2 separate regions of the Mus musculus genome follow, and region 2 is linked to region 1. The links are chromatin contacts, found by Hi-C or POLR2A ChIA-PET in ENCODE. All regions are on one chromosome and are shown on one strand. Each heading gives the region's core, a stretch centred on a gene start or an enhancer-like site at or near the end of the contact. The rest is flanking DNA. Distances are from core to core; before and after follow the strand shown. Region 1 has its middle 8.0 kb from the start of Gm41067. Region 2 overlaps Plpp1 (phospholipid phosphatase 1).

The links. A loop is a pair of places that touch in the nucleus more often than their neighbours do. ChIA-PET counts read pairs that join two places held with the same protein, here RNA polymerase II (POLR2A).
Region 2: a loop to region 1 is called in a map of adrenal gland, with 2.4 times the contacts of the local background. The contact joins two enhancer-like sites. A Hi-C loop is called at or near these places in 1 of 37 maps with a recorded cell type or tissue (adrenal gland). POLR2A ChIA-PET finds 5 or more read pairs at or near these places in 1 of 5 experiments (embryonic stem cell).

Annotation. Positions count from the first base shown.
Region 1 is chr13:112,758,435-112,762,759 of GRCm38, reverse strand. No RefSeq gene overlaps it. Among named protein-coding and RNA genes, the nearest start is that of Gm41067, 8.0 kb to the left of the region's middle. Within about 2 kb of position 2,495, at least 2 of the 3 ENCODE cell types and tissues checked have a DNase peak (open chromatin) inside an H3K27ac peak, as active enhancers do.
Region 2 is chr13:112,860,538-112,865,122 of GRCm38, reverse strand. All of the region lies in intron 4 of Plpp1 (phospholipid phosphatase 1), which reads right to left. Among named protein-coding and RNA genes, the nearest start is that of Plpp1, 62 kb to the right of the region's middle. Within about 2 kb of position 2,923, at least 1 of the 3 ENCODE cell types and tissues checked has a DNase peak (open chromatin) inside an H3K27ac peak, as active enhancers do.

The DNA.
Region 1 (4,325 bases), core at 1,246-3,745:
TTTGATATGTCTCCAGAGTCTTTAAATGTGTCAGTACCCTGTGACCCGGTGCATTCTCCACTGAGCTCTGCCTTAAGGAAATAAACAAGAGCGCGATGAGAACTTGTAAGTAATCCCACCCATTGCAAACTGACTTATATCGGGTTAAGAATATCTGCAAATAACATGAACATCTAACAACTGGCAATGGTTAAACAAATTATAGGAATTCATAAGCTTGTACATTATGCAACTATTAAGATTTTTTTCCTTAAAAAGAGTTTGTAAGGACATGCAAGAAAAATGTTCAATGTAATATTTAGCCTAAGAGGGGAAAAAAAAAAGAGATGGATCATAAAATTATATATAAAGTATGACCTCAGCCGTGTTTTAAACAGTGTGTGGAGAAACGCCACAGGGAGACTTAGGAAAATGTTAACAGTGTGTGTGTCTGGACAGCAAGGCTTGTGTTGCTGTCCCTTCTTTTAAATGCTACTTGTCTGACTTTGTGCAGAGCGCAGGGGAATGACTTTAGTGAACCAAAAGCACGGCGGATCCGGGCAGGGTGGCACATGCCTTTAATCACAGCGTTCAGGAAACAGAACCACGTATCTCTGTGAGTTTGAGGCCAGTCTGGTCTAGAGAGTGAGTTCCAGGACAGCCAGGGCTAAAAGAAAAAAAAAACAAAAAAGTGGTGTTCCTCTCTAGTCCATATAATGGAAGTGAAGTATCAGCTGGCCAGTAGCCACAGCTACTTTTAAAATAGCTTGTCCTTTTATTATTTATTCACATATTTGTGTATTGAGATAGGCTCTTAATCAGTATCTGAGACAAGCCTCAGACATAGGAAAATCCTATCTTGGCTTCCTGCATGCTGGGATTACAGGCAAGAGCCACAATGTCAAGCAAAATAACTTATTTTGTTTTCCTCTCATTATGAATCAAGAACACCACACACACACACACACACACACACACACACACACACACACACACACACAGAGCCTTCAGACCCTATCTGCAACATCTGTGGAGTTAGAGTAAGACACAAATGTTGGCCCACATAGCATCTGTCTAAACACTTAGATATTAGATGGAGCATTAGGGTATATCACAAAGCCTAGTCCAGTGGTCCAGTGGTCCAGTGGTCCAGTGGTCCAGCGGAGCTGGGGGTAGAACATGGGGTTGCTTGTGTACAAGGCAACCTTCTACCACAGAGCTATGTCCCCAGAGCCACAGCATTTTTAAGCCATGTTGTTAGTACCCTGGAGGAAGAGACCCAAAAATTGCTGCAAGTTTGTGACTAGTCTGGGCTACATTGCAAGACTGAGTCTTAGGAAACAATAGTGATTTTCTTTTTCTGAATAAAACAACCTATGTGTGACTTATCCACAGAAGTTGATGGCTGATGATGAATAAACCTATAGCACTGGAAGCATTTGAAATAATCAGAAGATAAAGTTTTCATTAGTAGAAACATGGATGCCAGATTGTAGATCTGTTGAATTACTGGTGGAGGGGAAGGGGGAAGGGGGAAGGGGGAAGGGGGAAGGGGGAAGGGGGAAGGGGGAAGGGAGAAGGGTTGTCTGAAATTCTATTCTTTGTGTGGTGGCTTCGAGGGTCCTGTTTCTGCTGGGTGGGAAACGCAAGTTGAGTAATTTTGAGAAGGGAGTCAGGAGAAAGGCCAGTCTGACAACTCATTGTGTGGGGTGTGGAGGAGATCGTACGGTAGTTGTGAGGAAAATCTAGGAAGTCTGAGGACAGAAAGAAGTTCTAACTAAGATCGTTTTTTTAGGAAGTTGGTGCCAGTTGTCAGGGAAGCCGCAGTGGTAACCTGTACTTTGAAGTTGGACTCGGACCTATTTTTACATGCCCAGGCGGGAGACAAACCTCAAAGCAGGTGCTGACCCAGGCAGCCCCAGGCAGCTAACTCTGCTTAGATCCACTGTGTGGTGGCTCCCACGAGTGACTCCACAGTATAGAAAGAAGGTCCCCACACTGGGCCACCAGCCCTCTCTGTGCAGGGGTCAGCCAGAAATTAGTGTCAGTGAGACATCACAGGAAGGGTGTTGGAAACATCCAGAAACAGGAAGTAGGTATCTTATTTGTCAGAAAAGGGACAAGGAAGCAGCTTGCCCTAGGTCATGTGGCCTCAAGGGTACATGCCTCAGAGAGAAGGAGAGAGAGAGAGAGAGAGAGAGAGAGAGAGAGAGAGAGAGAGAGAGAGAGAGAAACACCATATAAAGGCAGAGACTCCTCACTCTCCATTTCAGTCCACCTCTAAACATTCTATCTTACAAACCCAGGTAGCCCTGTCTCTGAGTCCGTGGGAGTCAGTCTCCGTTACTTGTAGATGAAAATACTCTGACACTAATTGAAGTTCAAAGAGGGAATTCCCGTAAAGGGCTGAGATCTTAACCAACACAGTCTGGACTCGGCTCATGCCAAGTAGATCTGGGCCACATCCCGTATTCTCTCCGCATCACATCCCCGCACTGCTTCGGTTCCTAGAGCACTCTGCATCCTCTCCCTGCCAAGCTGCCCTCCCAAATCCCACCCCCCACTTACCCCTCAGCCTCGTCCCCCACCCACCCCACTCTGGCTCAGCTTCGGAGCTGTGGAACAGGGCTGTTCAATTTCTGAAGCTGTTGACTCCAGACAGATTTCCTTGAGCCCTGGCTGCTGAAGTTGGGTTTTTTTGTTTTTTTGTTTGTTTGTTTTTTCTCTGCAGAGTCTGTGTCTCTCCTAAGCAGAGACCTTTTCAAACACTGCCTTGACTGCTCTTTATGAGTCACCGATCACCCTTATCTTTGAGGTGGGTGCACAGTGACCAAACCTTCTGTTTCCTCCACCTCCCGGCTTGAAGCTTCAGGCGAGGACAAAACCCAGGGCTTTGTGTGCTAGACAAATACTCTACCAACTGAGCTAAATCCCTAGCAACTGAAATGTATTAGTGTATATCGATTATGCAAGTAATGGGGTTCCACTATGACATTTCCACACGTGTTAATAGTATATTTTTATCATCTCTCCCAGTCTCCCTAGTGATCTTTTTCTTTTCGCCCCTCTGGTTCCCTTCTACCTTCACGCCCTTTGGGAGGGTGGCCCATGCATTTCAGTGGAGTTGCTTATAAGAGTGTGGGCCCCTTACCAGTGCTTTCGGCGGTTTTTTTGACACAGAGTCACGTGTATCCAGGCTGTTTCCGAACTCACTGAGTAGCTAAGGGTGACCTTGAGTTCCTGACCTTCCAGCCTCCGCTTCCTAAATACCAACACCAGAGCAACCTGGTTCAATCCCCTCTGCCTTTTATTGTACATTCATTGCTAGTACAAAGTATGGGCCTTCCCCCACCCACCCTCACCCCCTTAACGTTACCATCTATCCCTTTAAAATGTACGGTCCAGAGCTGGGGCTGTATCCCAGAGGAAAGTCACTCAATGCTGGTACAAGGCTTTGTGTTTGATCCCTCCCTTTGTTTGTTTGTTTGTTTGTTTGTTTGTTTGTTTTAGTATGCTTATAAATTCGGCTGAGTCCTTCGTATTGCCTATAATTTCAGGAGATTTGCATTGTTCCCAAAAGAAACACTCCCTGTTGGCAGCCCTCCCCCCATTTGCCTCTCCTCCCAGACTCAGGCCGTCTGTTTTCTGTCTCTCTAAATTTGCCTGTTCTGAACATTTTCAAATAAATGAAGTTTTACAGCCTGTGGCTTGGTGTGTCTGGCTTCTTTCACTTGGGCTGATATTTCTCAAGGGTCAGCCAGTTGTAGCATGCACCAGTATTTTATTCTTTTAAATGGTTCAACCGTACTCCATGCCATGGCTCCTTCCCATTTTGTTTGTCAAAGCCGAGGGACATTTGACTTGTTTCCGCATTGGGACTATGATGCTGCAGGATGCCACTGTGAGGATCTGTAGACCAGGACTTGTGCAAATGCACATTTTCCAATGCTCTTGGGATACCTAGGAGTAGAAATGCGGGGCTGCGTGGTTTCTCTGTTTAGCTTTTTGAGAAACTGTCAGAATGATTGCCAAAGTGGCTACAGCTTTTTCCATTCCCAGCAGCAGTGGGTGTGGGCTGAGGCCTCCACATTGTAGTATAAAAGTCAATGTGAGGAAAGTTATTTGAGGTGAACAAGAATGCTGAGGAGGACTGAGCTCACCAATCTGTCAATCACTGATACCCTAGAGCTCACAGTGACGAGCAAGATCAACTTCAGATTGAATAACTCATGTCACCAAAACTATCTGTAGTTTTAGAAAGCATTCAGACCCATGGGTAGAAAAACCGCAGTAACTTTACAATTGAAAGCCACATAGCACCGGCTTTTGCCTAAGTCTAAGTCATC
Region 2 (4,585 bases), core at 1,674-4,173, 100 kb before region 1:
AACTCAGAAATTCGCCTGCGTCTGCCTCCCAAGTGCTGGGATTAAAGGCGTGCACCACTACCACCCGGCCTAACCCCTACTTTTTAAAAAGAATTTCATCTCAAACATTATTTCCACCTCAATTATGAAGTTCATTTTAAAGTTAAGTTTCTGGGCCAGAGAGATGGCTCAGCAGTCAGGAACACTGCTGCTTTTCCAGAGGTCCTGAGTTCAATTCCCAGCAACCACATGGTTGCTCACAACCATCTGTAATGGGATCCAATGCCCTCTTCTGGTGTGTCTGAGACAGCTACAGTGTACTCATATGCATAAATAAATCTTTAAAAAAAAAGAGGTAAGTTTCTAGACTACATCTGAAGCCATCTGGGTACCGTGAACAAAAATTCAGCTGTACACAACAGGGTTTTTCCTTTTTCAGATGCAAGAGATATCTAAGAATTACAAATATTTGCAAATAAAGATATTCTGGGGGGAATTTTATCTAACTCTGCCGGTAGGTTGGGCACACAACACCTCTGAGTGGAGTTAGGAAGGTTCATTTTGATAAATCTGGCATGTGGGGTACGAAAGATGGGGCTGGAAGAAACATTTCCTGTTTAGTACTGCAAAATCCCTCTCCTTTCAAAGGAAGCCTGTGGCATGTTAATTTTCTGCAAAATGTTATTCCCCAGTTCGCAAGGGAAAGATCACTGACTATGGACCAGCTGTCAGTCAGGTCCAGCACACCCTGGGCGTCCTCTCCACAGCCAGTTTCTTTTCTCGCTCTTCCATCCACACAGGTATTTCCCTTTACAGAGACATGGCCTCCACCCAGAAATCACGTCGCTGGGTTGGGGCTGAGGTGTCTATGTCTCTTGGTTGTGGTTCTACATTAGTGACTTTAATAGTCACGGTAATCATTATAAAAGGAACACCAGAACCTGGCATTCTGTTGTCCCTGTCCTCACAGGTCACTCTAGAAATAGAATTCCCAGGAGATGGTGCAGAATGAAAGAGACTAAAAAAATTAAACCAAACAAACAAAAACCACTTTACTGCACTGGACATTCCTCCCTCCCTAAATTTTCATCTACATACAAACCTCAGATGCCAGACAAGTTCAAAGTCTCACACGAAAACTGCCACGAGGCCATTCTCTTTCCTTCCCCATCCCGCTCAGTGCTTCTCAGCCTTCCTAATGCTAAGACCCCATGTAGTGGTGACCTCCAACCATAAGATCTCAGCAAGTGAAGTCATGGAGTAAACCCAGCCACGTTTTAGAAACCAGGTAAGAAGGGACTGGCCTTAGCAATGAACCAGAATCCTCTAGAAATGCCACAGGTCAGTGACCTTTGTGAAAGTGCTCCAGGTTGTCTTAAGAAAGTTGTGAACCTTTCTGCTCACTACAGGGCCCAGTGTTCACTGAGCTGGAGGAAGGGAAGACACAAGCTCCTCTTGGTTTATCTGAGACACCACAGATTGTACAGGCAGCTTCTTACTCCTTGGGAGTGAACCCGACTAACCAGTGGTTACACCTGGAGAAGGTGGTGGACTAACCTGGTGAATTTCCCTGCAGCAAAAGTTCAGATGATTCCAAATTCATGCTGACAGTCTACCACCAAGACTGCTGGTTTTTTAAACACTTGAGACAATTTGGGGATTCCCCCATGCTAGTATCACCAAGGACTGTGCCCTCACATCCTGACAACCATAGAGGCAGGAGTGGGAGGTATGGCCTTTGCCAGGGTAATTGGGTCATGGAGGCAGAGCCTTCCTTAATGGGACCCAGGAGTTGCCATACCATTTGCATTAGAAGTGTGCAGCCAGTTAGTCCTCCTAGAACCTGACTCACACAGGTCTGTCAAAAGCACATTGCTGCTCATAAGTTGTCTGGTCTGTGGTGATGGATTATAGCACCTAAGCACCTATCCTAAGTTAGGGTATAGCCAGTCCACACTACAATTTCTGAAATTATATTTAGTTTCCATTAAATGATATGATACCACATCTGGAAACAGACTGTTGGGCAATGCAGCTGGTTTCTTTCTGTTTTGCCTAATGGCTGACCCTGTTAATAGTGTTATGGTCTCAGGTTCCCCCACTTACCATTTTAAACTGGAGTCAAGGGGTCAGTTATCTGGGGGCTGAGGATGTCTATAGCTCAGTGGTACTTAACTGATATGTGTATGCAGGAGGGGCTAATATGATTTCTAACACTATAAAAGGAGGAAAGCTATTTTTAGAATGGAAAGATAAAAATGTTTAAAGTCTAAATATTTGACCTTTTACTGAAAAACCCCCAAGGCCAGAACAACACTAACAGCCTACTCAACACAAATACACCGAACAAGCTATAGAGATTGATTCACCTACATCTGAGAATGAATCTGGCCAGGAGAAGAGTATAAAGCAGGCATTTGGTCAGGCTTCTCTTGGCATCTCTGCCATTCATGGAGACCCTAATTTACATTTGTCTTTGAGCCATGAGTTCATCACCTGCTCAGTGCTTCTCCCCAGTTTTAAAAGATCTTCAAGAGACATAATGCTAAGTGGTCCAGGGCCAGTGCTCCATGACTACCACCACCAGGCTCAAGGAAGGCACCAGGAAGGGTCAGATAGGCAGGGGCCTGTACCTGGGAGGGGTGAGATAGGTGGGGGCGTGTACCTGGGAAGGCAAGGCTAGTTATGCACTTTTGTGGCAGGAAAGGTGTAACGGATTTTGTTACAAGCCATGATGAAACCTCAATAGGATAGATCCACAAAAAACAAAAACAACAACAAAGCCACCGATACATTTCTCAATGTCTTCTAAAGGCTACTCTGACAGTCATGCAAATCTGCAATCTTTGGAGCCAATCAAATTCAAGGATAGTCACAAAGCAAGAGCAAAGCAGCTCTGCCCTGAGTCCCCTCCAGCGCCGGACTGAGCTCAGGACTGGGCTGCCTGCCAGGGCGCAACAATAGTCAAAGGGCAGGCTCGAGGAGAAATGTTAACTAGAAATTAATATCTAAGTGTCAGGAGTCTTCAGACTTAAAATAACTGTGTCTCCACCCAAACCTGGGACTGACCTATAATGCCAAAATGCCCAAAGAAACAAGATGAGTCGGTACCTCAGGAATGTGGGAGGGAAAGGGCAGGCTGTGTTCTATATAAAGAGGAAAGCCAGGAGCTGCTGTTTGTGCAGGGCTCAACTCAAAGCCTGGCCTCTATACTAATCAAGTAAACAGCTCTACTGTGCCAAGACCATGAAACATCAGGATTTCTCCAGAAATGACTTGGTTTATAAGGAACCTATCTAGACTTTTTTTTTTTTTTTTTTTTTTTATTTATATGAGTACACTGTTGCTGTCTTCACACACACCAGGAGAGGGCATCAGATCTCATTACAGATGGTTGTGATCCACTATGTGGTTGCTGGGAATGGAACTCAGGACCTTTGGAAGAGCAGTCAGTGCTCTTACCCGATGAGCCGTCTCTCCAGCTCCTATCTAGACTTTTATCTCTATGTTAAGTGCACACGTGAGGATAAGAATGTGCATATATATATATTCATATACCATATTGAGGACAAAGTCTATGTTAGTTGTCTTCCCCTATTGCGTTCCACTTGTCTGTTTTATTTCTTGTGTGGGTGTTTTGCCTCCATGTATGCCTGTGTACCATGTGCATGCCTGGTGCCCTTGCAGGCCTTAATGGGATGTTGAGTCTCCTGGGACTAGAGTTACAAACAGTTTGAGCCACTATTTAGGTGACGGGAATCAAACCCTGTCAGGGGATCTGCAAAGCTTAGACCTTAGCAGCCCCTACCAAGGCCTCTACCTCTAAAGCGGTGGTCACTCCATATTTTTCCTACATTGAAATTACAAGAGTTAAAAGTATAAAATACAAAGCATTAATAGTAACCCAAACAGATCCTTAGGTTCATCTGAAGGACAGAGGCACTGATGCTCAGATCGTGAGAACGCCACAGACCCAGCTAGGTCTGGCCCAGCACTTCAAAAGCCAATCCGAGCAGCCCGCAGAGTGCTATGGATAAAGCCCTACGGGTGTTAGCGCCTTGCCCAGCCCAGCCCTCCATGTCCTTGTTAGAGCACAGAACATGGGCTGGTTCCTTGGAACAAGTGCTAAGTTTTCCTAATAAGATAGAGAGAGAACGTTAGAGTGGTGTTCGCTCTTAGCTACTCTGAAATGAACCCCACCTCCCGTGGCAGAGCTATACCAAGGCTTGTCTCAGACAGAAGCTCTGAGACAAACTGCTGAGTCTGGACCCCGTTGCTTCCTCACCAAATTACATTACTGTAAGAGGAAAGAAAGCCTCGCAATTTTCAGAATGCTGGATCCAAAAATTGCCTAGTAACGGCTTGAAGTTGTAGCCCTGAATGTTATATGACACCTGCAATTTTTACACTGTTTTTTTTAAAGTAAACATTTACAGTTGATTATAAATCCTGAGGTCAAATTCACTTTTATGCGCCCACTCAACATGACTCTTCATTGACTGCCTTCCAAAGCTCACACTATCCTGGAACTCACACTCCTCCCAGTGCTAGGTCACATGTGTCACTGTGCCCAACCACAATGGATTTTTTTTCTAATTTTTTAAAA